5 separate regions of the Homo sapiens genome follow, and regions 1, 3, 4 and 5 are each linked to region 2. A link is a loop called in an ENCODE intact Hi-C map of the cell type or tissue named here. Cell type or tissue: natural killer cell. All regions are shown on one strand. Region 1 overlaps SP2-DT (SP2 divergent transcript). Region 2 overlaps KPNB1 (karyopherin subunit beta 1). Region 3 has its middle 19 kb from the start of OSBPL7. Region 4 overlaps TBX21 (T-box transcription factor 21). Region 5 has its middle 31 kb from the start of OSBPL7.

Evidence for each region. A loop is a pair of places that touch in the nucleus more often than their neighbours do. Peaks named below come from ENCODE experiments on the same cell type or tissue, not always from the same donor. Only the 100,000 strongest peaks of a DNase experiment are listed, where the experiment ranks them.
Region 1: a loop joins it to region 2, with 12 times the contacts of the local background. A loop is called at or near these places in 5 of 110 quality-filtered maps.
Region 3: it touches region 2 in a loop (10-fold over the local background); 45 of 110 quality-filtered maps call a loop at or near these places.
Region 4: a loop joins it to region 2, with 5 times the contacts of the local background. A loop is called at or near these places in 19 of 110 quality-filtered maps.
Region 5: a loop joins it to region 2, with 15 times the contacts of the local background. A loop is called at or near these places in 47 of 110 quality-filtered maps.

The regions. Positions count from the first base shown.
Region 1 is chr17:47,887,347-47,892,346 of GRCh38, forward strand. SP2-DT (SP2 divergent transcript) reads right to left here. Exons shown (of 3, transcript NR_135480.1): 3 at 3,883-4,235. Among named protein-coding and RNA genes, the nearest start is that of SP2-DT, 6.0 kb to the right of the region's middle. RefSeq lists a silencer at 2,686-2,855. In natural killer cell, CTCF peaks have their summits at 2,766 (motif pointing left) and 2,973; a DNase peak (open chromatin) is centred at 2,755.
Region 2 is chr17:47,662,537-47,667,536 of GRCh38, forward strand. It overlaps KPNB1 (karyopherin subunit beta 1), which reads left to right. Exons shown (of 22, transcript NM_002265.6): 7 at 553-642; 8 at 1,623-1,733; 9 at 2,521-2,622. Among named protein-coding and RNA genes, the nearest start is that of KPNB1, 15 kb to the left of the region's middle. RefSeq lists an enhancer at 1,303-1,372. In natural killer cell, CTCF peaks have their summits at 1,966 (motif pointing right) and 2,165; a DNase peak (open chromatin) is centred at 1,975; H3K27ac peaks cover 427 bases.
Region 3 is chr17:47,799,864-47,804,863 of GRCh38, forward strand. No RefSeq gene overlaps it. Among named protein-coding and RNA genes, the nearest start is that of OSBPL7, 19 kb to the right of the region's middle. In natural killer cell, a CTCF peak has its summit at 2,678 (motif pointing left); a DNase peak (open chromatin) is centred at 2,708.
Region 4 is chr17:47,739,869-47,744,868 of GRCh38, forward strand. It overlaps TBX21 (T-box transcription factor 21), which reads left to right. Exons shown (of 6, transcript NM_013351.2): 2 at 2,742-2,896; 3 at 3,203-3,324; 4 at 4,327-4,485; 5 at 4,614-4,675; 6 at 4,880-5,000. Among named protein-coding and RNA genes, the nearest start is that of TBX21, 9.1 kb to the left of the region's middle. In natural killer cell, a CTCF peak has its summit at 2,974 (motif pointing left); DNase peaks (open chromatin) are centred at 1,353, 1,763, 2,083 and 2,933; H3K4me3 peaks cover 1,508 bases; H3K27ac peaks cover 4,695 bases.
Region 5 is chr17:47,788,016-47,793,015 of GRCh38, forward strand. No RefSeq gene overlaps it. Among named protein-coding and RNA genes, the nearest start is that of OSBPL7, 31 kb to the right of the region's middle. RefSeq lists enhancers at 1,195-1,997, 1,998-2,798. In natural killer cell, CTCF peaks have their summits at 2,195 and 2,399; a DNase peak (open chromatin) is centred at 2,186; H3K4me3 peaks cover 510 bases; H3K27me3 peaks cover 1,979 bases.

The sequences.
Region 1 (5,000 bases), 220 kb after region 2:
AGGTAACTTTACTCCCTCCTGCTTCAAACAGAGCATATTCCCACTTTACATGCCCGAGTTCAGATTAGCAAAAAGCACCTTTGGCGGAGCGAGGTGGCTCACACCTGTAATCCCAGCACTTTGGGAGGCCGAGGTAGGTGGATCACCTGAAGTCAGGAGTTTGAGACCAGCCTAGCCAACATGGTGAAACCCCATCTCTACTAAAAATACAAAAATTAGCTGGGCGTGGTGGCGGACGCTTGTAATCCCAGCTACTCAGGAGGCTGAGACAGAAGAATCGCTTGAACCCGGGAGGCAGAGGTTGCCGTGAGCCGAGATCGTGCCACTGTACTCCAGCCTGGATGATAAAAGCAAAACTCCATCTCAAAAAAAAAAAAGAAAAAAATGAAAAAAGCACCTTCTTGGGGCTGGGCGCAGGGGCTCACGCCTGTAATCCCAGCACTTTGGAAGGCCGAGGCCGGCAGATCACCTGAGGTCGCGAGTTCGAGACCAGCCTGACCAATACGGAGAAACTCCGTCTCTACTAAAAATACCAAAAATTAGTCTGGCATGGTGGCGCATGACTGTAATCCCAGCTACTCAGGAGGCTGAGGTAGGATAATTGCTTGAACCTGGGAGGCAGAGGTTGCAGTGAGCCAAGATGGTGCCACTGCACTCCAGCCTGGGTGACAGAGCAAGACTCCATCTCAAAAAGAAAAAAAAAAAGAAAAAGAAAACATTTTTCTTTATTTATGGTAGAGATTTAGTAGCATTTTTAGTAGAGGCGGGGTTTTATCATGTTGTCCAGGCTGGTCTCAAACTCCTGACCTCAGGTGATCCGCCCACCTTGGCCTCCCAAAGTGCTGGGATTACAGGTATGAGCCACTGGGCCCAGCCATTTGTTTTCTTTGAGACAGGATCTTGCTCTCTCTCCCAGGCTGGAGTGCAGTGGTTCGATCTCAGCTCACTGCAACTTCTGCCCCCCAGGCTCAAGTGATCTTCCCACCTTAGCCTCCTGAGTAACTGGGAACACAGGCATGCACCACCATGCCCAGCTAATTTTTTTTTGTATTTTTAGTAGAGACAGTGTCTCACCATATTGCCCAGGCTGGTCTCAAACTCCTGAGCTCGAGCCATCCGCCCGCCTCAGCCTCCCAAAGTGCTGGTGGGACTGCAGGCATGAGTCACCACGCCCAGCATAAGTGCATGTGGATGTAGACAAAAGGAACGAGAGAGGGCTGCTCCACAAATTCTGCTGTCACTAATGGACTGGACGACCTCAGCCAACTCCATCACATTCTCAGAGCCTAGGTTTCCCCAGCCATAAAATATGGGGTTAATTGTCCCTTCTAGGGAATCTAGGGGGGTTAATTGGGCAATGGCTCTGAAGTGTCTAGGAGAAGGAGATCTATAAATATAAGGGATCATTAGCGGGCATTTCACAGCCATTTTGTGGGCCCCAGTGTTATTATTAATATGATTATTGTTATTGTTATCGCCCCCATGGCCCACTTCCCGAGTCTCTCCCAGCCAGGTCAGTGCTTTCAGGTGACAAGTGCTGCTCCTGAGCCCAGCCCTGGTCCTTCTGAACCCACACCCTCCACACTCAGGGTCTCTGGGGAACCCTCAGGAGACTAGCAATGGGACTGAGATGTGGTTTTGACATAAGTGAGGGCCTAGGAGGGAGACGGGCAGAGGGAGAGAGGGCAGTGCCTCGCCAGGGACATTCTCAGCCTCCCTTTGTCCCTGGGGACAATTCTAGTCTGCAGTGGGCAGCTGGGACTTACGAGAAGCAGACTGGGCACCACATGGAGCTGTGGTCAATGGGGTCGGGAAAGGTGGGGAGCAGGGGAGTGCAGGGGAGGGGCAGAGGCAGAGAGAAGATGCTGCTACCCGGGGAGGTAAGAGGAGCTGGTTGGTAGGAAACCAATTCCTTGAAGAGGCAAATGTGTGTGTTTGTTTGTTTTTGTTTTCAGACAGGGAGACAGGGTTTTGCTTTGTCACCCAGGGCAGAGTGCAGTGTCGCAAACACAGCTCACTACAGCCTCAAATTCCTAGGCTCAAGGGATCCTCCTGCCTCAGCCTCCCAAGTAGCTGGGACTACAGTTGAGAGCCACCAAGCCTGGCTAATTTTTAAATTTTTTTGTAGAGATGGGGGTCTCCTTAAGTTGTCCAGGCTAGTCTCTAACTCCTGGGCTCAAGAAGCAATCCTCCTGCCCTAGGCCTCCCCAAGTACTGGGATTACAGGCATGAGCCACCATGCCCGGCCCAAATGGCTTTTTTTTTGTTGTTTTGTCTTTTTTTTTTTTTTTTTTGAGATGAAGTCCCACTCTGTCGCCCAGGCTGGAGTGCAGTGGCAAGATCTTGGCTCACTGCAACCTCCGCCTCCCAGATTCAAGCGATTCTCCTACCTCAGCCTCCCAAGTAGCTGGGACTACAGGCATGCACCACCACGACTGGCTAATTTTTGTATTTTTAGCAGAGATGGGGTATCGCCATGTTGGCCAGGCCGGTCTTGAATTCCTGACCTCAGGTGATCCACCCACCTTGGCCTCTCAAATTGCTGGGATTACAGGGGTAAGCCACTGCACCCGGGCCCAAATGGCTCTTTTTAAGGAGTCTCTTTGTAGAGGCTGGAACCCACTCTCAGTCTCCGAATGAAGCAGGCCCCATTCCTGGGGAATAGCAGGCACTCAATAGCTGCTTGTTAAACTGCATCTCCCTGTCCGCCCTGTGTTACTGTAAGGTGAACGCTGGGCAGCTGCTTTGGAAATGCCTTGGGCGCCCCCTGGTGGTGACACACAAAGGCTGAGGAGGCACCCCTGCCTTCCACCTTAAAGGGCTCCTTTTACCTGGGGCCCTGCCCTTTCTTCCTGAGGCTCCACAGATCCCACCCCAGGGAGACTGGGGGTAGAAAGAAGGAGCAAAGAAGGAAGAACCCTGTGGGGAAGGATGAGTGGAATGTCCTTGCTGGAAGATTCCATGGCAGTTGGTGGGGAGCCATCGGCCTGGACAGGGGAACCAGGGGCAGAGGAAGTTGACGAGTTAGGGCAGGGGTCAGGAGTGGCATCCCCGGCAGTGAAGACAGAGATGTGTCTGTATGTGTGCACCAGGGGTGTGGTGTAACAGGGAGATACATCTTATAGCCTCTGTCAATGTTTCATGTTCACAGAAGACTGAGGAAACCTAGATCCCTGAAATCATTGATGGACCCTAGGAGGAAAAAAAAAATTACCCAAATTCATCCAAGCTAGGTGTTTGTCCCATCAGATATTTTTGTGGGTCTGCATATGAGAGAGTCCGGGTTAGAAGTCTGCAACTCTGGGCCGGGAGAAGTCGCTCACGCCTCTAATCCCAGCACTTTGGGAGGTCGAGGCGGGTGGATCACCTGAGGTCAGGAGTTCGAGACAAGCCTGGCGAAAATGGTGAAACCCTGCCTCTACTAAAAATACAAAAATTAGCTGGGCTTGGTGATGCGCACCTGTAAACCCAGCTACTCAGGAGGCTGAGGCAAGAGAATTGGTTGAACCTGGGAGGCGGAGGTTGCAGTGAGCCGAGATCGCATCATTGTACTCCAGCCTGGGCGACAGAGCAAGACACTACCTCAAAAAAAAAAAAAAAAAAGAAGAAGTCTGCAATTTTGATTTCCCCATAAGTAGAAAGGGAAGAGATGAGAAAATAGAAAATCATAGGAGGGGAAAAGGGGAGAAGCAGAGGTTACTGGGAAATCCTTAAGGCAAAACAAGCAGTCTTTAGAAGGCTGGGTCGGCTGTAACTCTTCAAAGGTAAACACCAACAATAAAGCTTGGGTTGTAGCTATGAGTGAGGACCAACAGAGAGTCAAGGGGGCTGGCCTGATATTCTTCTAGTTTCTGGACCAACAGCACCAGTTATGCCACGTGGTTTCATAGGAGGCTCCAGGAGGGATCTGAAGCTTTTTTTTTTTTTAATTATACTTTAAGTTCTAGGGTACACGTGCACAACATGCAGATTTGTTACATAGGTATACATGTGCCATGTTGGTTTGCTGCACCCATCAACTTGTCATTTACATTAGGTATTTCCCCTAATGCTATCCCTCCCCCAGCCCTCCACCCCCCCGACAGACAGCCCTGGTATGTGATGTTCCCTGCCCAGATCTGAGCTTCTTGAGAGCAGAGGCTGTAGTTCCACATCCTTCCCTCCAGGACCCTCCCTCAGCATCCTGGGGGAGAGATGTTCACTGTCTGGTACTGACGGATTAGATGAGGACAACCCTGTGCAAAAAAGGACAAAGAGAATGTCAGGAAGCAGGAAAAGCACAGGAAAGTGAAGAAAGAAGGGGATTCAGAGGTAGACATGGAAGGAGAAGTAAAGTGGAAGTGGAAGAAGCTGGGCCTGAAAGAGAAGGGGTAAGTCCCTGAGAAGTGTTAAAAGGATATAGTCATTCGGTCAGTCAGTAAACATTTACTGTGCACCTACTATAATCAAGCAGTGTGCTGGGAATGGAAGGTGCCATGGTAGACAAGACAAGCATGGGGTTTTTAGTGGTGGAGAATGTGTAGCTTTGCAAGTTAGAAATGGAGAGAAAGTGACAATGTAGAGTAGAAAGAAACTGAAAGCAGTTGGAGACAAAAGGGAAATATCACTGAGAGAACCTGCCTCCAGACACACCAGGGAGGAGATGTCGCCCCTGGTTAAGGTTGACAGACACAGCCAGAACCACCCACTGGCCCTGGCTCTGCGAAGATGGCAGCAGGTAGGGTAGGAAGAGGAGAAATTCAGAAAGGCGAGGGACAGGAGTGGGTGGGGGTGGAGGGCACAGACTTTTCCTTGTTTTTACTTGGGCACCCCCAGTGGGAAGGTATCTTTGGGCTAAGGAGTCCTTCTCCACATTTGGCTGCCCATTGGAATCACCTGAGGAACTCCTTAATGCTGATGCCCCCCAGAGATTCTAATTTCCTAGGATGGGACCCAGACTTCAGAATTTACTAAAAGCTCTTTTAGTGAGTCTCACGTGTGGCCATGGCCGGGTGCAGTGG
Region 2 (5,000 bases):
CTATACTTGCACCAGGGCGACAGAGCAAGAAGACTGTCTCAAAAAAAAAAAAAAGAGAAAAATGGCCGGGCGCAGTGGCTCACACCTTTAATCCTAGCACTTTAGGTGGCCGAGGTGAGTGGATTGTCTGAGCTCAGGAGTTCGAGATGAGCCTGGTCAACATAGCAAAACCCCGTCTCTACTAAAAATACAAAAAATTAGCCGGGCATGGTGGCGGGCACCTGTAGTCCCAGCTACTTGGAAGGCTGAGGCACGAGAATTGCTTGAATCGGGGAGGCAGAGGTTGCAGTGAGCCAAGATCATGCCACTGCACTCCAGCCTGGGCAACAGGAGCGGAACTCTGTCCCTTCCCCGAAAAAGAGAGACAAAATGGGAAAATAAAGGAACAGATAATGAGGGAATTAAAGGGAGAGAATGAATTTTAGGGAAATGATAACGTATCCCATATTTACCTCAATTAATCCTTAGGATTATTGGCCCATTTGAGTGAATCTAACTTTGTCAGATTGCGTTGTTATTTTAGTAAACTATCTGATCTGCTGTTCATAAAAGGTACGAGTGGCTGCTTTACAGAATCTGGTGAAGATAATGTCCTTATATTATCAGTACATGGAGACATATATGGGTCCTGCTCTTTTTGCAGTAAGTATTTCTATTTATGTGATTTGAGCTTGTGGCTAATTACAGAGCCCATCATCCTTAGTCGCTATTTTGCCAATTCTGTAATATTTTACTTAATACTATGGAATCAAGGAAATTCCTCGAGACTGTTCGGTTTAAGCTCATCAGTGGTGTGCCAAGAAAACTGGTGCTAACTTTGTGTGGGTAAAAGACCTTCATTTTGAGGTCAGGCCCGGTGGCTAACGCCTGTAATCCCAGCACTTTGGAAGGCTGAGGTGGGCAGATCACCTGAGGTCAGGAGTTCGAGACCAGCCTGGCCAATATGGTGAAACCCCGTCTATACTGAAAACACAAAAATTAGCTGAACGTGGTGGCACGTGCCTGTAATCCCAGCTACTCTGGAGGCTGAGGCTGGAGAATCGCTTGAACCCAGGAGACGGAGGGTGCAGTGAGCCAAGATCACGCCATTGCACTCCAACCTGGGCCAGAAAGCGAGACTCTGTCTCAAAAAGAAAAAAGAAACAACCTGCATTTTGAAAATCTGAGGCTGGGCATGGTGGCTCACGCCTGTAATCCCAGCAGTTTGGGAGGCTGAGACTGACAGATCGCTTGAGTCCAGGAGTTTGAGACCAGCCTAGGCAATATGGTGAAACCCCGCCTCTACAAAAAATACAAAAATAAGCTGGGTGAGGTGGCATGCACTTGTGGTCCCACCTATGGAGGAGGCTGGGGTGGGAGGTTTGTTTGAGCCTGGGAGGTGGAGGTTGCAGTAAGCTGAGATTGTGCTGCTGTACTCCAGCCTGTGTGACAGAGTGAGACCCCATCACCAAAAAAAAAAAAAAGAAAAGAAAATCTTTCTTTTCCTATCTTTTCTTTCAAGCCTAGCTTCCTTTTTATAGTTACATTTCTGAAATTTGCATGTCTGTGGTTAAAGCCGGGTTGGGGCAGGGACTCACTTGAATCAGTACTTATTTGGGGCCTGGGGTGTTTTTCTTCTTAAGATCACAATCGAAGCAATGAAAAGTGACATTGATGAGGTGGCTTTACAAGGGATAGAATTCTGGTCCAATGTCTGTGATGAGGAAATGGATTTGGCCATTGAAGCTTCAGAGGTGAGCTGGGGAGAACTATTACTCTGAATACGCTTTGGGACATATCTCATTTGTGGATGATGTTCCCCTTCTAGGAGAACTTTATTCTGTCTGGGTTTAGAGGGTATCTCCATTGGCAGAGATTTTGATTTTTCTGCTAGCCAGAGCCCTTCATGAAGGAGGCACATCAGTAATGAGGGCTCACGTTCTTGCCAAGCAGTCAGGCATGATTGATCGTAAATAGTGGTATTATCACTGTGAACACAAGGGGGCAGCAGGCTGTCGCAGTTTACCAAGGTGATGCCTGATGCTGAATTATTTCCTTTTGGAAGTCCTAATGCAAGCCTAGGATGTATAATTGATACTTTACTAACTCTGGTGAAAGAGTCAGATATGGAAGAGAATGGGGAGTTCTGTACTTGGGATCTTTGAATTCAAGTTTTGTTTCCAGCTTGGTCTTTACACACTTTTATTTCAGGACAAAAATAAAAAGGTTTTTTTTGGCATCTTTAGGCAAACTGAGTGTGTGTTGATCCAAGGAACACTGAAATATCAGGTTGTCCATATGAATTGAACTTATGAAAAAAAAGTTATACTTAATGTTGCCTTGGACCTATATTATATGGCCTAAAAGATTCTCACTGAAGTAGACCAAAAAATTAGCACTTTCCAAGATCACATTGTATGTTACCATTTGTCCTTGTATGTTTCTGTTTCTGTTAAGAGATCCCTGTTCGGCTCTCATTGTATGCCTTTAGTATACAGAGCTCGGTTGCTTTTGTCTAGAATTTGCTTTGTTTCTCCTCAGGCAGCAGAACAAGGACGGCCCCCTGAGCACACCAGCAAGTTTTATGCGAAGGGAGCACTACAGTATCTGGTTCCAATCCTCACACAGACACTAACTAAACAGGTGAGTTACCTTCCAAATATAGGTAGGTAAGCTGTGGAACCTTACTAAGAGTAAACTGTGGAAACTTTCCATGGAAGGAACTTCGCAGCCCATCAACTATTTGATGTTCTGTTGTTGATGACTTAGAAACAGCTAAGCTGCATCTATAAGATCCCCTAGGCTCTGACTTCTTTGTGAAGGAGAACTGAGTCTTAACATCTCAGATGCATCTTGCTCAGGAATGAGCCACATGCTGCTCTGATTTCCTGAGTGCTCCATTGTCCAAACTCATAAAAGAAAGGTGCTCTGTCAAAGCTTCAGTGAAGCAAGGTTAGGAGCAAAGATGTGCTGGTTTTAGGCCACTTGCGTATCTGTTGTAATATCCAGGATACTTTCGTGAGTTCACAGGGTGTATGTTTTTAAAATTCTAAGGAAGTTGGATATAAGTTATTCAGATGCTAATGAAGGACCCCAACCCAAGAAAGAAACCCTTCTACTGATCCTTTAAGATAATTAACTTCAATTATTAAGATTCAGGATGAAAGTAAAGTGACAAGACTTCATAAAGATTGGGGTCTAATGAGTAAATATAGAAGTTCTTTTATGAGGACCGTGTCCTGGTTGCTTTTGTTCTCCTGACTTGATGCAACACAGTGTTTTTTGATACGGTATTTGGGAAGCTTCTTCTGGTGCATGTGAAGTATTACCAAAGAGCTGCTAGTACTCTGACGAAACAATGTTGGTAACTGAGCATTGCATCATTTCTTTGTACACAGGAATGTAATTGTTTTTAGGGATGTGTATAATTCTCAATATAGCAGTTTCAAAAGCTAAGTAGGGATGTGTTTGGATTAAAATGAACTGGGTGTTCCCTTAATTTTCATCTCTCCTCTCAGGGTTTTTTTGTTTTTGTTTTTGTTTTTTCTTTTGTTTTGAGATGGAGTCATACTCTGTCTCCCAGGCTGGAGTGTCATGGCATGATCTTGGCTCAGTGCACCCTCTGCCTCCTGGGTTCAAGCAGTGTCCCACTCTAGCCTCCCCAGTAGCTGGAAGTACAGGTGCGCACCACCACGCCCAGCTAATTTTTATATTTTCAGTAGAAGCGGGGTTTTGCCATGTTAGCCAGGCTGGTCTCGAACTCCTGACTTCAAGTGATCCGCCCGCCTCAGCTTCCCAAAGTGCTGGGATTATAGGCGTGAGCCACTGTGCCTGGCCTATAGTTGCTATTTTTATCTTTTGACTTCGTGTCTTTACTTTTGTGTGTGTGTGTGTGTGTGTGTGTGTATTTTATATATATATTATATATTTTATATATTATGTTATATATATTTTATATAATGTTATATATTATATATTTTATATAATGTTATATATTATATTTTATATGTATTATGTTATATATTATATATTATATATTATGTTATATGTTATATATTTTATATGTACTACATATTATATATAATTATATATATTTTATATATATTATATATATTTATTTTTTAGACAGAGTCTCACTCTGTTGCCAGGCTGGAGTGCAGTGGTGCGACCTCGGCTCACTGTAGCCTCCGCCTCCTGGGTTCAAGCGATTCTCCTGCCTCAGCCTCCTGAGTAGCTGGGACTACAGGCATGCACCACCACGCCTAGCTAATTTTTGTAGTTTTAGTAGAGACGGGGTTTCACCATGTTGGCCAGGATGATCTCGATTTTTTGACCTCATGATCCGCCCACCTCAGTCTCCCAAAGTGCTGGGATTACAGGCATGAGCCACTGCACCCGGCCTCCTTTCTTATATTTTTATTGTGCTTTTCCTATTTGAGAACAAATTATTCTTTGTGTGATTTTCTGAAACTGCATAGGCAACCTGCCTTAAGTTTACTATGTGGTGTGAATGGCCACAATTAGGAAGCTATACCTTGGATTCTAACTTAAGAGGAGATATTAGTGGAATCTTTTCTTTTTTGAACTTTTGTGGTTTTGGTTTTTGGTTTTTTGGGGTGGCGTTGGGGGGTACAGAGTCTTGCTCTATCACCCAGGCTGGAGTGCAGTGGGGCGGTCTTGGCTCACTACAACCTTCATCTCCCTGGTTCATGTGATTCTCTTGCCTCAGCCTCCCGAGTAGCTGGGATTAACAGGTGTGTGCCACTATACCCAGCTAGTCTTTGTATTTTTAGTAGAAACGAGGTTTCACCATGTTTACCAGGCTGGTCTCGAAGTCCTGACCTCAAGTGATCTGCCTGCCTTGGCCTCCTAAAGTGCTGGGATTACAGGCATGAGCCACTGCACTGCACCTTGCCTCTTTTTTGAACTTTTGATTGAATCATGTCTTCTTCCCAGTCATGAAACTCCCTTACTTTCCTGGTCTTTTATTCCATAGGTTAATTTTTGTTGATTTTGGACTT
Region 3 (5,000 bases), 140 kb after region 2:
ACCACTGTGGCCAGCCATATTTTATAAGTTTTAAAACACACACATATGTATGATAAATGTAAAAGTAAATTTAAAAATAGAAAACCCTTAAAAGAGTTTTGTCCTAGTTTTCTTTGACAGGAAGAGGATTTTACACTGTGCAAATGTTACTATGATTTAGATTATATTATAAATCAATTCATTTCAGGTTAAGTGTGAGATTTTTAAAATCCCTGTTAATATCAAGAATGAAAAAGGATAATCACAAAAGATCCTACAGGCATTAAAAGAAGTTCAACTTAACAACAAATTTGACTATTTGAATTTGAATGGACACACTCTTCCAAATAAAAACCAAAAACTTACCAAAACTGGCAGAAGAAAAGGTAAAAGCCTTGAATAGTTCAATATCTGTTAAACAAATTGTCTCTGTTATTCAAAGTGTTTCCTCAAATAAAGGCCCAGATTGATTTATAGTGAATATTTTCTTTCTTTCTTTTCTTTTTTTATTAAGACAAGGTCTCACTATGTTGCCTAGGCTGGTCTCGAACTCCTGGTTTCAAGCCATCCTCCCGCCTCAGCCTCCAGACGTGCTGGGATTACAGGTGTGAATATTTTCACATTTTAGAATGAAATATCAGCAATATAATCAAAGTCTTCAAGAAAATAGAAAAAGAAGAGGGAACTCCTCTGAACTCTTTTGTGAAGCCAGGAAAACGTTTACAGAAAAATCTAATATTATAAGAAAGAAAAATTAGTGTCCAATTTCTTTCATAAGCATAGATGCAGAGTCCACGTAAATTATTAGAAAATTGATTCCAGTGACACATAAAAGCGATAATACCTCATGACCAGGTGGGTTTATTCAAGAAATGCAAAGGTATTTGAAAATAAAATACCCTTGTGGGGCCTTCGCCGCTCCAGGCACAGGCGACCGAGGCTGCGGCATGGCACGTCCCTCCGGCTTGGGCATCTCTGGTCCTCAGGCTCTGCCCCACAGCCACTGGGCCTGCTGCACCTGAGCCAGTCTGGTTGGGTGGCCGGGCTCTGTCCCATCTGCTCCTGGGAGGCTGACTTTCACACCCGCCTGCCTGCAGGCACCTCGGGACCCATGTGTCCCCCGGCCACATCCCATCCTGGGGCCACCCTATGTCGGTCCCAGGTGTGGTACTTGGGGGCAGGTGCCATTTCTGCCCCCTCAACCTGTATTTTTGCCAGCCTGGGACTTCCTGCCCTTCCAGAACTTTCTGCCCCCTTGTAGCTGGAGATGTCTCTCCTGTGTGTGAGCTTCCCACAGCCTGAGCCTCCTTAACTGGGGAGGGGGATCAGTCACCTGACAGACACAGGATGCTCAGTTGTCTCAGGAATTGATGGTGAGAGGGACCACAGAGATAAGGGGTGCAGTCCCCTCCCCTTTGACCAATGGCAGAGCCCCCAGCCTTTCTGGGGAGACACTTTGCATCCTCCTATTTTTGGCAAAAGTCTCAGGAGAGTTAAGGCACCAATTGGTGTCTGCAGGTTCACACGCTAAACTCTGCTTCTGTCTCTCTCAGGGGGAATTGCTGCTGCCTTGGGAAGGCCCCCAGGTGTGGGAGTGGCAGAGCTGGTGGTGACCCTGGCCCAGGTCATCTGAAGCTACCCTTGTCCTGTGCTCCACAGCTAAAACAACCCTCAGTCCTCTCTGTCCTATGACAAACAAGACACCGGTGAAGGGGTAAGGCCAGCAGCATCATCCCCAAGCTACAAAGGAGGAGACTGAGGCTCAGGAGGTGAAAGGAATAAATGACAGAGCCAGGGCCAAAACTCAGGATTCCTAGCTCTTGGTCCAGGGCTCTTCCCCGCCCAGGCTGCATGGGAGGTGGTGGGAGGTGAATGTGCCAGCCTGTGAGGGCTGCGGCCCACTAGGCCCAGCTTGGAGGAGAGTGTCTCTCTTGGGCCTGTAACATCTTGCTAAATGGAGGAGAAGGGAGGGAAGGCCAATGTGACCTGCCTTCCGCATCTCCCACCTTCGCCCTCCCTCCTCAGGGTCCTAGGTCAGATGGCTTCCCACAGAACCCAAGGCTTCTCTGCTAAACTGGCACTGGCTCAATAGCTCCCTTCCTTCTTGTCCTCATTCTCATCCCTCCCAGGAGGGCACCGTGGACACTCCCTCCTTCAAACCATGTGTGCGCGCACACACACACACACACACATACACACACACACACACACACACACTTCACCCAACGTTAGCCTACAGAACTAAATGCAGGGTTTCCCATCCCAGTGTGTGACGGGCTCTGGGGTGACAGAAGCAGGAGAGGTTCTAGTGGAAACTTAGGGAAAAGACCATCTTATGAGGGCTCTGGAGGAGGGGTGTCCTGGCCAGCTGTCCTTGGGAGGGATGTCACCTGGACGTGAAGAGGCACCAGCAAAGGGGGCCTGACCTCCTTCCCCCAGACCATCTGGGCAGCTTTTGGGAGTGGCTAGGGACACCTGGGTCTCCCAGAACAGGGGTTTCCTGACTTGTGCATTCTCTTTGAAGATGAAGATGGGCAGGCAGGGATGGCCGGCAGTCCATAGGAATGCGGCTGTAACAGTGTCTGCTGCTGCTGTTGATCACTGCTGGGCTGGGTCCAGCCAGGGCCACATCCTTGGAGGCCTGATACTCCACGCAGATGGTGGTGCAGCCACCTGTCAGCTGTCAGGTGGGGCTTGGGATGAGACTAAATTGGTTCTTTCAAGAGCCCGGGGTGCCCTCTTGAGGATGCCTGGAGAATCTCACCACCTTCGTCCTAGACAGACTGTGGCTGACTCTCAGGCTTTTCTCTCTTCTTCCTGCTCCTGCCCCGGCCCTTCCAATCTCTTCTTCACCCACACCCCTCCCAGAGCCCAGCCCACCCACCTACCCTCCTCTGGACAGATGCTTCATTTTGAGGGGCCTCTCATATTAGGGGTCAGCAAGGCCCAACATCCCCAGGGGCCTGGCATCCTGGACCATAGTGCCCATGGTTTGGACTTGCTCATCAAAGCCACCCCTCCACATACCTTAGGGCCTGGAGGCATCTTTCAGCAACCTGAAGACTTTGCACCATGTGATGACATGTGTTAATGAGACGTGGGCCCTGCAAGGTGGCTCACGCCTGTAATCCCAGCACTTTAGGAGGCCAACGCTGGAAAGTTGCTTGATCCCAGGAGTTTGAGACCAGACTTGGCAACATAGTGAGACCCTATCTCTACTAAAAATTAAATAAACAAACAAAAAAAACTAGCCAGATGTGGTAATGTGCGCCTGTAGTCCTAGCTAATTGGGAGGCTGAGGCGGAAAGATTGCTGAAGCCCAGGTATTCAAGGTTGCAGTGAGCTATGATCGTGCCACTGCACTCCAGCCTGGGTTAGACCCTGTCTCTAAAAGAAGAGAGAGAGAGACACGAGTAGTGCTCTAGAACCCCCAACCGTGGAGCCATGCTCTCCCAGCCCCTGGAACCACCTGCCTGAGTCCCATGCAGACCTGACTCTGGCCTGTCGGGATCTTGATAACTCTCAGTGTTCCCCTCTGACGGTAATGCCTCTTAAGGTACAGATGAGGAGAAGATGAGGGTATGTGTGGCAAGAATCAGGAAGACCAGTCCCTGGTCCACCACATAAGGCCAGGTGATCTGGTTAAGTGTCTGTACCAGAAATAGGTCATTGGATGAGCGAGACCTGGCCCAGGCCAGCCTGTGAATGTCTCTCTGAAGTCCTACACTGCCCTCCCTGACCACCTTAAGGGGAACAGAGATGGGTCCCAGGGGGAGAGTGCTAAGCCTCTCCTCCTTTTCTACCCCTGCTAGTACTAGAGGGTCTCTAAAAGGGGAAATCACTTATAAAACGTGTCCTTTGCAGTAAGGAGACACCATTAAACTAATGACCCAATGGCAAGGTCCCTTGAGCATTCCCTAAAGAGATTGGATATGGCCGGGCAATGTAATCCAGGATCTTTAAAATGCCTGTGTCAGAACTGGGACTAGACCAGGGCAGCGTAGAATAGGAGAGCTGTGCACCATTCCAGGGGCAGACTGGAGCCGGTGGAATTGAGGTCGGACGTAAGATCTCTGCATTCTCAGCAGGTGTTGGTCAGGGGCTGGGGGTTACCCCACCACTGTCCCCACTACCTTCATTTTCCCCGAAACAGGGAGGGTGGGACTCCCCTGCACACATCCCCCTGGGCTGCATGCCATCCAGGTGAAGCTGGGAGTCACAGTGCTGGCCCAGCAGCCTCCTCCTGCCCTGAACACCCCTCCACTTTGACCTCATGGAGGGAATGTGAATGCCTGGGCCTCTCACCTGGTTCAGCACTCTTTCCCTTCTCTGTTTATTACACACACACACACAAACACACAGACACACACACACACACTTTATTCAGAAGATGCAAGGAATTGGGGGTTTTATTTATATTTGACTTTTTTTTTTTTGCTCCTTCCAACCTAGGTGTCCCTATCAGCTATTCAATAATGATTAATAAAATTTTTTAAAGTTACTTAAATCCCTCTGGGTGGAGCAGTTTGGGGGTGGAGGGTCCAAAGAGGCAAAATGAGGACTGAGACACCTCCTGCCTACCTTCCTCTCCCTCTGCCAGCATTGCTTGGCCTGACCATTTCCCTTGCTGTCCAAGCTCCATCCTCCTTTGCTCATCCAGGGAAGCGGATCCCTGGTTCTCCAAACTACTGCACTCCAAGCCTAGTCAAGGGCCATTAAGCCCCCAAATTCTCCCCTTTGTCCCAAGCCCACCATGTCCTCCAACCAAGGCAGGAGATCTGGGTCTGTGCTTGGCTCCCCACGACCCAGTGGTAATGAGTACTCCTGTGGGACATCTGGACTAGGCTGACAGGCTTGAGAAGGGGGCCCACCATTCCCTTCTCAGATCAGTGACTTGAGCACCCCACCCTGGGATTCTTGGCAGCCAGGAGCTGGCACCGCTCCCTGAACCCCTGGCTGGTGTGGGCCCCTCACACTCTGTCCATGGAGCACAGACTGGGGCCAGAACCCCAGGCTCCCCT
Region 4 (5,000 bases), 77 kb after region 2:
CACTCCAGCCTGGGGGACAGAGCGAGACTCTGTCTAAAAAAAAAGAAAGAAAAAAATGAATATGAAGAAATGGGGACCACAGAGCACAGCATGCACTCTGCAGTCAGAAGACCTCACCTCTGCTCTCCCACCGAGGACCGTCACCAAACCTCTCGGAGCGTCAGTTTCTTCAAATATAAAATTGGAAATAACATTTTATTTTTTATTTTTTCTTTGAGATGGAGTCTCACACTGTTGCCCAGGCTGGAGTGCAGTGGCGCCATCTCGGGTCACCGCAACCTTCGCCTCCCAGGTTCAAGCGATTCTCCTTGCCTCAGCCTCCAAAGTAGCTGGGACTACAGGTGCATGCCACCACACCAGGCTAATTTTCTGTATTTTTAGTAAATATGGGGTTTCACTATGTTGGCCAGGCTGGTCTCGAACTCCTGAGCTCAGGAAATCCACCCTCCTCGGCCTCACAAAGTGCTGGGATTACGAGTGTGAGCCACTGTGCTGGGCCATCTTTCGAACTTTTTAACAGCTTTCAGAGGAAAGATGGACAGGAGTTAGACTCTCCATTTACATGTGAAGAAACTGAGATTTGGGCTGGGTGCAGTGGCCCATGTCTATAATCCCAGCACTTTGGAAACCTGAGGCGGGTAGACCACTTGAGGTCAGGAGTTCGAGACCAGCTTGGCCAACGTGAAACTCCATCTCTACTAAAAATACAAAAATTAGCCGGGTATGGTGGCACATGCCTGTAGTCCCAGCTCTTGGGAGGCTGAGGCAGGAGAATCACTTGAACCTGGAAGGTGGAGGTTAGAGTGAGCTGAGATCACGCCACTGCACTCCAGCCTGCATGACAGAGCGAAACTCCATTTCAAAAAGAAACTGAGATTTGGCTTGAGAATTAACTTATCCAGGGTCATAGGGTAGTAATCTATTTTTCTCAACTCAGGAAAGTCAGGGGAAGACAGGCGTGTGACAGCACCCTTCTAGGACACCTTCCCAAGGTTGTTAGGTAAGTTGTCCTGGGGACCTCTGGGGATTAGAAGTCCCTCAAAAACAGTTCCTAGGCCCCTGGAACCCTCCCTCCTCCAGGTTTCCTGACTCAGATAGGTCCCTTTTTCCTCATCCTTCAGGGCTTCTCATGAGAGGAGGGGGAAGTGTGTGGAAATGAAAAATAATTCTGATGAGGATTAGCTTCTGCCATTCTGAAAACTCTGCTCTTCCTGCTTGTGTTAGAAGAGAAAGGCTAAGCCATTGGAGCTGGTGATGGAATTGGTGCTGGTGGAGGTGGTGGTTGTAGTGACGGTACTACTGGTGGTGGTTGTGATGGTGAAGGTGGTGGCTGTAGATGGTGGTGCCCGTGCTGGTGCTGGTGGAGATCGTGGTTATCGTGATGGTGGAGGGGGCAGTTGTAGTGACGGTGGTTGTGATGGTGGTGATGGGTGGTTACAGTGCTACTGGTGGTGATGGTGCTGGTTGTAGTGGTGGTGGTGACGGGGCTAGTGAAGGTGTTAGTGGTGGAGATGGTGATGGTAGAAGAGTGCTTCTTTTCTGAATCTGTTACTCTGGCACAACAGCGGAATCATACAGCATCCCACCCCCTAACTTCCTCTACTTTTCCTGGAAACAAGGACTTTGAACATGAGCCCCGTGTTCAATAGAGCCTTCTTTCAGGTGGATGGGAAGCTCCCTGTTCAACTAGGATGTGTGCAACTTCTCTAAAGGCTGAGGGCAGACTATACCGCAGGTGGCAGACCCAGGAGCATGGGAGAGGGAGGGCCTGTGAGTGGGTGTCATGGGTCTGGGAGTGTGTTAGCACTGTGAGAGCCACGGCAGAGAGGGTGGCTGAGGAACTGAGGCGTGAGGACCTTCCAGGAACTGCCTGTGGAGAGCTGGTGGTGCCCCCTCCTAGGAAGCAGCTAAGGTTAGAGACAGGGGTGTGCAGGTAGATGTCGAGCAACTGACCCTCTGAAAGAACATTTTAAAAAACTCTGATTTGTAGTGTTTGCTGATCCCTGTGGTGTAAATACTCCTGCTATGGATGATTTCAAGCGACTCATGTGAGTCATTGAACACAGAGCCGGGAAGAGACTCACAGTGCACTGTGATTTAGTACCTCCTCCATGCAGCTGCGATAGACGGAAGTAACCTCGACAGTGCAGACAATAGTAAAACGTAAAATAACTGGGCAGTGATGATTTTTTAGTTTTTACTCCTTTTTTTTTTTTTTGAGATGGAGACTTGCTCTTGTCATCCAGGCTGGAGGGCAGTGGCGCGATCTCAGCTCACTGTAACCTCTGCCTCCTGGGTTCAAGCCATTCTCCTGCCTCAGCCTCCTGAGTAGCTAGGATTACAGGCGCCCACGACCACACCCAGCTATTTTTGTTGTTGTTGTTGTACTTTTTAGTAGAGACGGGGTTTCGCCATGTTGGCCAGGCTGGTCTCGAACTCCTGACCTCAGGTGATCCGCCCGCCTTGGCCTCTCAAAGTGCTGGGATTACAGGCATGAGCCACTGTGCCGGGCCTACTTTGACTGTTAATATGTCTTGAATTGCAAGTTTATATAATTTAATTTTTAATTATGGCTGTGTTTAACCACTGGCTGGCAAACTCCCTAAACACCTTCCAGCTGGTTCTTGTGAGTGGGAGGAAGCCGGCTACAGCACACCACTGATGCCTGGGCACTGTTGCAGGGGGGACTGGCTGTCAAGCTGGAGCTGATGGGTGCTGGGGGCTTTCTCTCTTCTCTCCAGGCGGATGTTCCCATTCCTGTCATTTACTGTGGCCGGGCTGGAGCCCACCAGCCACTACAGGATGTTTGTGGACGTGGTCTTGGTGGACCAGCACCACTGGCGGTACCAGAGCGGCAAGTGGGTGCAGTGTGGAAAGGCCGAGGGCAGCATGCCAGGTGCGCGCGCCCCTGGGAGCGGTGGGCTCTGTTTCGCTGGGACTGGGCGCCCCCTGGTGGGCCCACCAAGCCCCTACCCCTAATTCCTAGACCTTTAACCCCCTCCCACTCCATCCCACGCCATTGCATCCCTCCTGTTTCTGGCTTCCTGCTTTGCTCTAGCCTGTCCTCTGCTGAGTCCTCTGCCCTTCCCTGCCTGGTCCTCCCCCTGTGTCCTTCCTTACGTCCCTCTCGGGACAGGCAAAGCCCTACATCACCAGGGTTCTGTCCCGGGGGCTGCATGTCAAAGAGGTGAACTGTCCACAGGAAACCGCCTGTACGTCCACCCGGACTCCCCCAACACAGGAGCGCACTGGATGCGCCAGGAAGTTTCATTTGGGAAACTAAAGCTCACAAACAACAAGGGGGCGTCCAACAATGTGACCCAGGTAGGACCTGCTCTTCAAAAGGTAGCCTCGCCCTGCTCCCCACCCTGGGTCTGAGACCTCCAAGGCCACAAGGGTCCTGCGGGGCCAGTTTGGTTCATTTTTTCTTCCTTCCTACAGGAAGGAAGGTTCGTTTTTCTTCTGTCCTAAACGAAGGGTCATTTTTCCTCCTTCCTAAACTCTGGCTGTTTCTCACCCACCTTGGGAGGAAGATGAGATGGGATGAAGCTGAATCTTGGACGGGGGTCATATTCAGGCCACACAGGCCAACCCAGCCTCAGGGTTTCTTCACCAAATCATGGGTTGCCATTGCTCCGGCACCATGAAAGGCACAGAGTTGGCCCTGTGGTCCCAGGGAATAGATGCCGAGTTTCTCTAGGTTGAACAATCCTGTTAAAAGTGCCCTTGCTGGCTGGGTGTGGTGGCTCACACCCATAATCCCAGCACTTTGGGAGGCCAAGGCGGGTGGATCACAAGGTCAGGAGTTCAAGACCAGCCTGGCCAAGATGATGAAACCCCGTCTCTACTAAAAATACAAAAATTAGCCAAGCATGGTGGCGGGTGCCTGTAATCCCAGCTACTCAAGAGGCGGAGGCAGGAGAATCGCTTGAACCCGGGAGGCAGAGGTTACAGTGAGCTGAGATCATGCCATTGCACTCCAGCCTGGGTGACAGAGTGAGACTCCGTCTCAAAAAAAAAAAAAAAAGAAAAAAGAAAAAAGAAAAAAAAGTGCCCTTGCCCTAAAGCCCTGTTTGTGCTGATACCTTGGTCTCAATTGACATCTGGAGGTAGAAGAGGGGGCAAGAGGCTAGAATTGGTGCCCCAAAGAGTCCGGACACTGGAGTTGGAAAGCTTGGGGGAAGTTACATGGTGGCAGAGCAGGGGAATGGACAGGATGACCTCAAGGTGCTTGCTAGCCTCACGTGGGGCCAGCTGTTGGTGGGGGTGATGGGATCCTCGAAATCCTTCCTCCCCACCCCTACAACCGTCTTGCTCTGTCTACAGATGATTGTGCTCCAGTCCCTCCATAAGTACCAGCCCCGGCTGCATATCGTTGAGGTGAACGACGGAGAGCCAGAGGCAGCCTGCAACGCTTCCAACACGCATATCTTTACTTTCCAAGAAACCCAGTTCATTGCCGTGACTGCCTACCAGAATGCCGAGGTGAGGGCTGCCTGAGCCCCGGTGGGGAGGAGGGCAGAGTGGGGCCCACTGTCTTCCTTGGGAGGGATTTGGAAAGTTCCCGAGCCCCAGACTCAGGACTCAGGTGACTCTATTTCCCTTCTCTCTAGATTACTCAGCTGAAAATTGATAATAACCCCTTTGCCAAAGGATTCCGGGAGAACTTTGAGTCGTAAGTGCCACTGGGTTCAACTCAGCTTTGGTCCCTCCTGAGACACATCCTCTCCCTGCCCCTGAAAACAGGAGGGTGGGGGACAGATGCTACAGGTGGGCAGGCCAGGGAAGGAGGGTCGGAGAAGGAATGTGTGAAACAGGTAGGCTCACAGGTGACTGGTTCTGCTTGTGACCCGTTTTCTTGCCTTCTATTTTTTTCTAGCATGTACACATCTGTTGACACCAGCATCCCCTCCCCGCCTGGACCCAACTGTCAATTCCTTGGGGGAGATCACTACTCTCCTCTCCTACCCAACCAGTATCCTGTTCCCAGCCGCTTCTAC
Region 5 (5,000 bases), 130 kb after region 2:
GAAGGAAGGAAGGAAAGAAGGAAGGAAGGAAAGAAGGAAGGAAGGAAAGAAGGAAGGAAGGAAGTTGAAAAATTTTAAAACACCATCTTTGTGCAGTGGCTCATGCCTGTAATCCCAGCACTTTGGGAGGCCAAGGCAGGCAGATCACCTGAAGCCCGGAGTTCAAGACCAGCCTGGCCAACATGGTGAAACCCCATCTCTACTAAAAATACAAAAATTAGCCAGATGTGGTGGCAGGTGCCTGTAGTCCCAGCTACTCTGGAGGCTGAGGCAGGAGAATTGCTTGAACCTGGGAGATGGAGGTTGCGGTAAGCCAAGGTCGCGCCACTGCACTCCAGCCTGGGCAAAAGAGCAAGAGTCTGTCTCAAAATAAATAAATAAATACATAAATAATAAAACAAAAACACCATCCCATCTTCAATGGCATTAAAATATGAAATACTTGGGGAAATGGAACAAAAGATGTGCTTGATCTACACACCACTGAAACCTATAAAACTTCCTGAAAAAAATTAAAGACCTAAATAAACACAGAAATATGCCATGCATATGGATCAGAAGACTCAATATTGTTACCACACTAATTCTCTTCAAATTGAACTATAAATTCAACGTGATCCTAGCCAAAATCCCAGCAGGCATTTTTTTTGGTAGAAAAAATCACATGCCAATTCTAAAATTTATATAGAAATTCAAAGTACTCGAAACTAGCCAAAACAATTTTGAAAAAGAAACATGAAGTTGGAGGAATTACACTACTTGATTAGACATTATACATAAAATTGCAACAATCAAGACTGTGTGATAGTGTCATAATATAAACAAATAAATCAGTGGAACAGATTGGAGAATCCAGACATAGATCAACTCCCCACAGGCATAAAGGCAATTCTGAGGGGGGAAAGGATAGTTTTTTAATCAAAAATGCTAAAAAGTGTGGGTATCTGCGTGCAACAAACGAAAGAAAAGAAAAACCACATTCAAAAATTTCCTCAAATGGATCGTAGACATACATGTAAAACTACAAACCTGGAAGAAAATCTTTGTGGTCTTAGGCTAGCCAAAGATTTATTAGACACAACACCAAAATCTTGATTTGTAAAATTTAAAAATGAATAAATTGGGCTTCATCAAAATGGACAGAAGACTTGAACAATACTTCGCCAAAAAAGACATACTATTCAGATGGCAGTTAGCACATGAAAAGATGCTCAACAATATTTGTCTATTCTATCTTATTAAATCTCATTTTACTCATTATCTTCTGTATCCTAACTCCTTCTATAAACGGAGATGCTACTTACTGTCTTTGTACTACGACGGGTGAGTTTTCTTTTCTTTTTTTTTTTTTTTTTTTTTTTTGAGACGGAGTCTCGCTCTGTCGCCCAGGCTGGAGTGCAGTGGCGGGATCTCGGCTCACTGCAAGCTCCGCCTCCTGGGTTCACGCCATTCTCCTGCCTCAGCCTCCCGAGTAGCTGGGACTACAGGCACCCGCTACCATGCCCGGCTAATTTTTTTGTATTTTTAGTAGAGACGGGGTTTCACCATGTTAGCCAGGATGGTCTGGATCTCCTGACCTCGTGATCCGTCCGCCTTGGCCTCCCAAAGTGCTGGGATTTCAGGCGTGAGCCACCGCGCCCGGCCTTACTTGTACTTTCAACCACGTCCCCCACTCCAAAATTCTGCGCCTCCCTCAAGCCAGTTCCTCCTCTGCTTCCTCCTCGCAGCAGCCGGCGCGTCTTTGTTCCGTCCAGGCATCTTCAACGCGTCCCTCCCTCTGGACGCTGCCGAGGAAATACTGAAGTGGTAGAGGATGTGGGGAGGCCGTCCAAGAGTGGAGGTGTCCCGGGCCTGCTCTCTCCAGGAGGAGGAGTGCAGGCTGGGGTCCACCTCCCCGGTCCAGCAGTGCTGGGGAGGGGACCCCGCACGTGTGCCCGGAGCGCGGACACGGTGATGCGGCTGCCCCTCGCCCCGGCCCCAGGCTCGCTGCGCCCTCCCTCCCCGGTCGCCTCTGCGTTTCTCCCGCCAGCAGGAGACCGAGTCTGAGCGCAGCCGCCGACCCTGCGCCTTCCCTGTGCACTCAAAGACCGCCAGCTCTGGGGGAGCCCGGGGACCCACGCCGCTCTGGGCACAGGCGACCGAGGCCAAGGCGCTCCGGGTCTCTCCAGTTCCGGCGTCTTCTGGTCCTCGGGCTCCGCTCCGCGGCCACTGGGCCCGCTGCACGCGAGCGCGCCGAGCTCTGCTCCCGCTGCTCCTGCGAAGCTGGTGTCCACACCCGCCGGCCTGCAGGCACCTCGGGGCCCACGTGTCCTCCGGCCACATCCCACCCTGGGGCCACCTGTGTCCATCCCAGAGCGTGCGCGCAAGGTGAGGCCTGGGGGCAGGTGCCTATTTTTGCCCCCCTCAACCTGCATCTTTGCTATCCTGGGACTTACTGCTCTTCAGAACTTTCGGGCCCCTGGTAGAAGGAGATGTCTCTCCTGTGTCTGAGATGGGTGGGGCAGGAACTCCCCACAGCCCCGGGCTTCTTAAGTGGAGAAGGGGTGGGAAAGTCAGGAGTTGGACTTTCTGGATTGGTCCTGTAATTTTCTTGTCTTTTCTCTCCCATTTCCATTCCATTTGTTTCATTTGCTTTCTAAGAGATTTAATTTTATCTTCCAACTCCTACTGAAATTTTAATTTCTGCTATCCTGTTTTCAATTTCCAAGAGAATATTTTTATTCTCTGAAGATTCTTTTTTAAAAATAACATTCTATCTTGTTTCTTGAATGCCATATTTGACCTAATCTCTTTGATCTAATCTCAGCGTTAGTGAGATTTTCTTTTCCCTGGATGTCTCTGTTTCCTCCAAGTTGCTCTTTTCACTGTGTTTATTTTGGGTCCCATTTTTCACATTATAAGGTTTCTTTAGATGTTTCAGGTTTTCAGTCAATTTTAACTTCTCTGAAGAAATCTCTTCTGAAGTCTTCTAGCCTGCTCCCATTTGAAATGTCACAAGCCACACTTGGTGATCTGCTGTCATTCTGGGAATGCCTTGTCTGCCCCTGTTTGAGAACAAGGCACTAAACACTTACAAGGCTGGCTGAGTTCATGGCTGGGCTTACCCACAATGGAGTCACTGTAGTGATCTGACTGGAACTTTTAGGGGGAACCCTTCAGAGTTTTTTCCTCATGAGCTGGTCTGATTCTGTAAGAAGGACTCTTAAACCCCTCCCCTATGGGGTTTAATAATGTGGGCAGGGTCTGGGTGCTGAGTGGAAGAAGAGGTTTGGGAAGGGTGGTCTCGAATTTTAACTTGTAAAGATTCCCTGTCCCCCTGTTTCCTGAATGGTAGCCCCAACCCTCGGCTGCATCTGGCATCTCGCAGCCTAGAGACTGTTTATTTTAACCTCTCCACAATAAACCTTCATCTTTTGGGAATTGGAAGGGGAAGTTGCCCAGCTGTGTTGAGTGTGGAAGAGAATCTGAGAATGTACCTGTTTCTTAAATAGGCTTTTAAACAATCTTTTTTTTTTTCTTTTAACCCTACCTTCTTCTCCACTTCCAGAAGTACCTGGTACCTCATATACCAGGGTCTTTAGGGAGTTATGTGCAAAGCAGAGTTCTGACTGTGCCTTCTCCACTGCTCGTGTCAGAGTCAGTTATTTTAGGTTTGTTATCACCCACTGTTTGTTTCCAGCTTCCACAACAGCCTCCTATTTCAATCACTGTGTTTGCCGTTGTCTTTTTTTTTTTTTTTTTTTTTTTTTGACAGAGTCTCTCTCTGTCACCCAGGCTGGAGTGCAGTGGTGTGATCTCGGCTCACTGCAACCTCCGCCTCCTGGGTTCAAGCAGTTCTCCTGTCTCAGCCTCCCAAGTAGCTGGGACTACAGGTGACACCACCACGCCCGGCTAATTTTTGTATTTTTAGTAGAGATGGGGTTTCACCATGTTTGCCAGGCTGGTCTTGAACTCCTGACCTCAAGTGATCCACCTGCCTCAGCCTCCCAAAGTGCTGGGATTACAGGTGTGAGCCACCGCACCTGGCCTCCTTTTCCTTTTAAGGTCTACAAAGATCTTGTTAAAAGGACACTTTGAATGTGATAACCAGACAGAACCTTGGCTCTACCCAAAGAAATGAAGAGTGGTAAAAATGGCTGATATTCAAGATAAAATTTATATCTTTTACATTTTGTATTTATCTAAAGGATAATTTACTATAAAAATTAACTCCAAATGGATCATAGACTTAAATGTAAAACTATAGAACTTCTAGAAAAAAACGTATAACATATTTTTTACTTTCAGTTAGGCAAAAAATTTTTGAATACCACACCAAAGGCATGAGCCCTAAGAGAAACTATTGATAAAATTGGACTTCATCAAAATTAAAAATTTCTGCCCTTCAAATGACATTAAGAGAATAAAAAGACAAACCACAAGCTGGGAGGAAGTATTTGCAAAACATGTATCTGATAAAGAACTTGGACCCAGAATATATAAAGAATGCTTAAAACTCAGTAATAAGTAACAAACAATCCAATAATAAATGGACAAAAGATTTGAACAGGTGGTTCAGCAAAGATACATTAATGATAAGCACATGAAAAGATGCGAAGATCATTACTCTTTAGAGAAATGCATATGAAAACCACAATGAGATACTACTATACATCTATTAGAATGAGTAAAAACAAACACACAAACACTCTAAAGCCCTGACAATAACAAGTAATGATGAAGATGGGGAGCAATTGGAGCTCTCATATGTTCTTAGTGGGAATGCAAAATGGTACAGCCACTTTAGGAAACTGTTTGGCAGTCTCTAATAAAATTAAACATACACTTAACAACTTTTATAGAGTCAAATATACACCTAACATAAGACCCAGCAATTTCACTCCTTGATATTTATCCAAGTAAAAGAAAACAGGTTCACTCAAGAATTGGTACATGGGACCTGGCTTGGTGGCTCACACCTGTAATCCCAGCACTTTAGGAGGCTGAGGCAGGCGGATCAC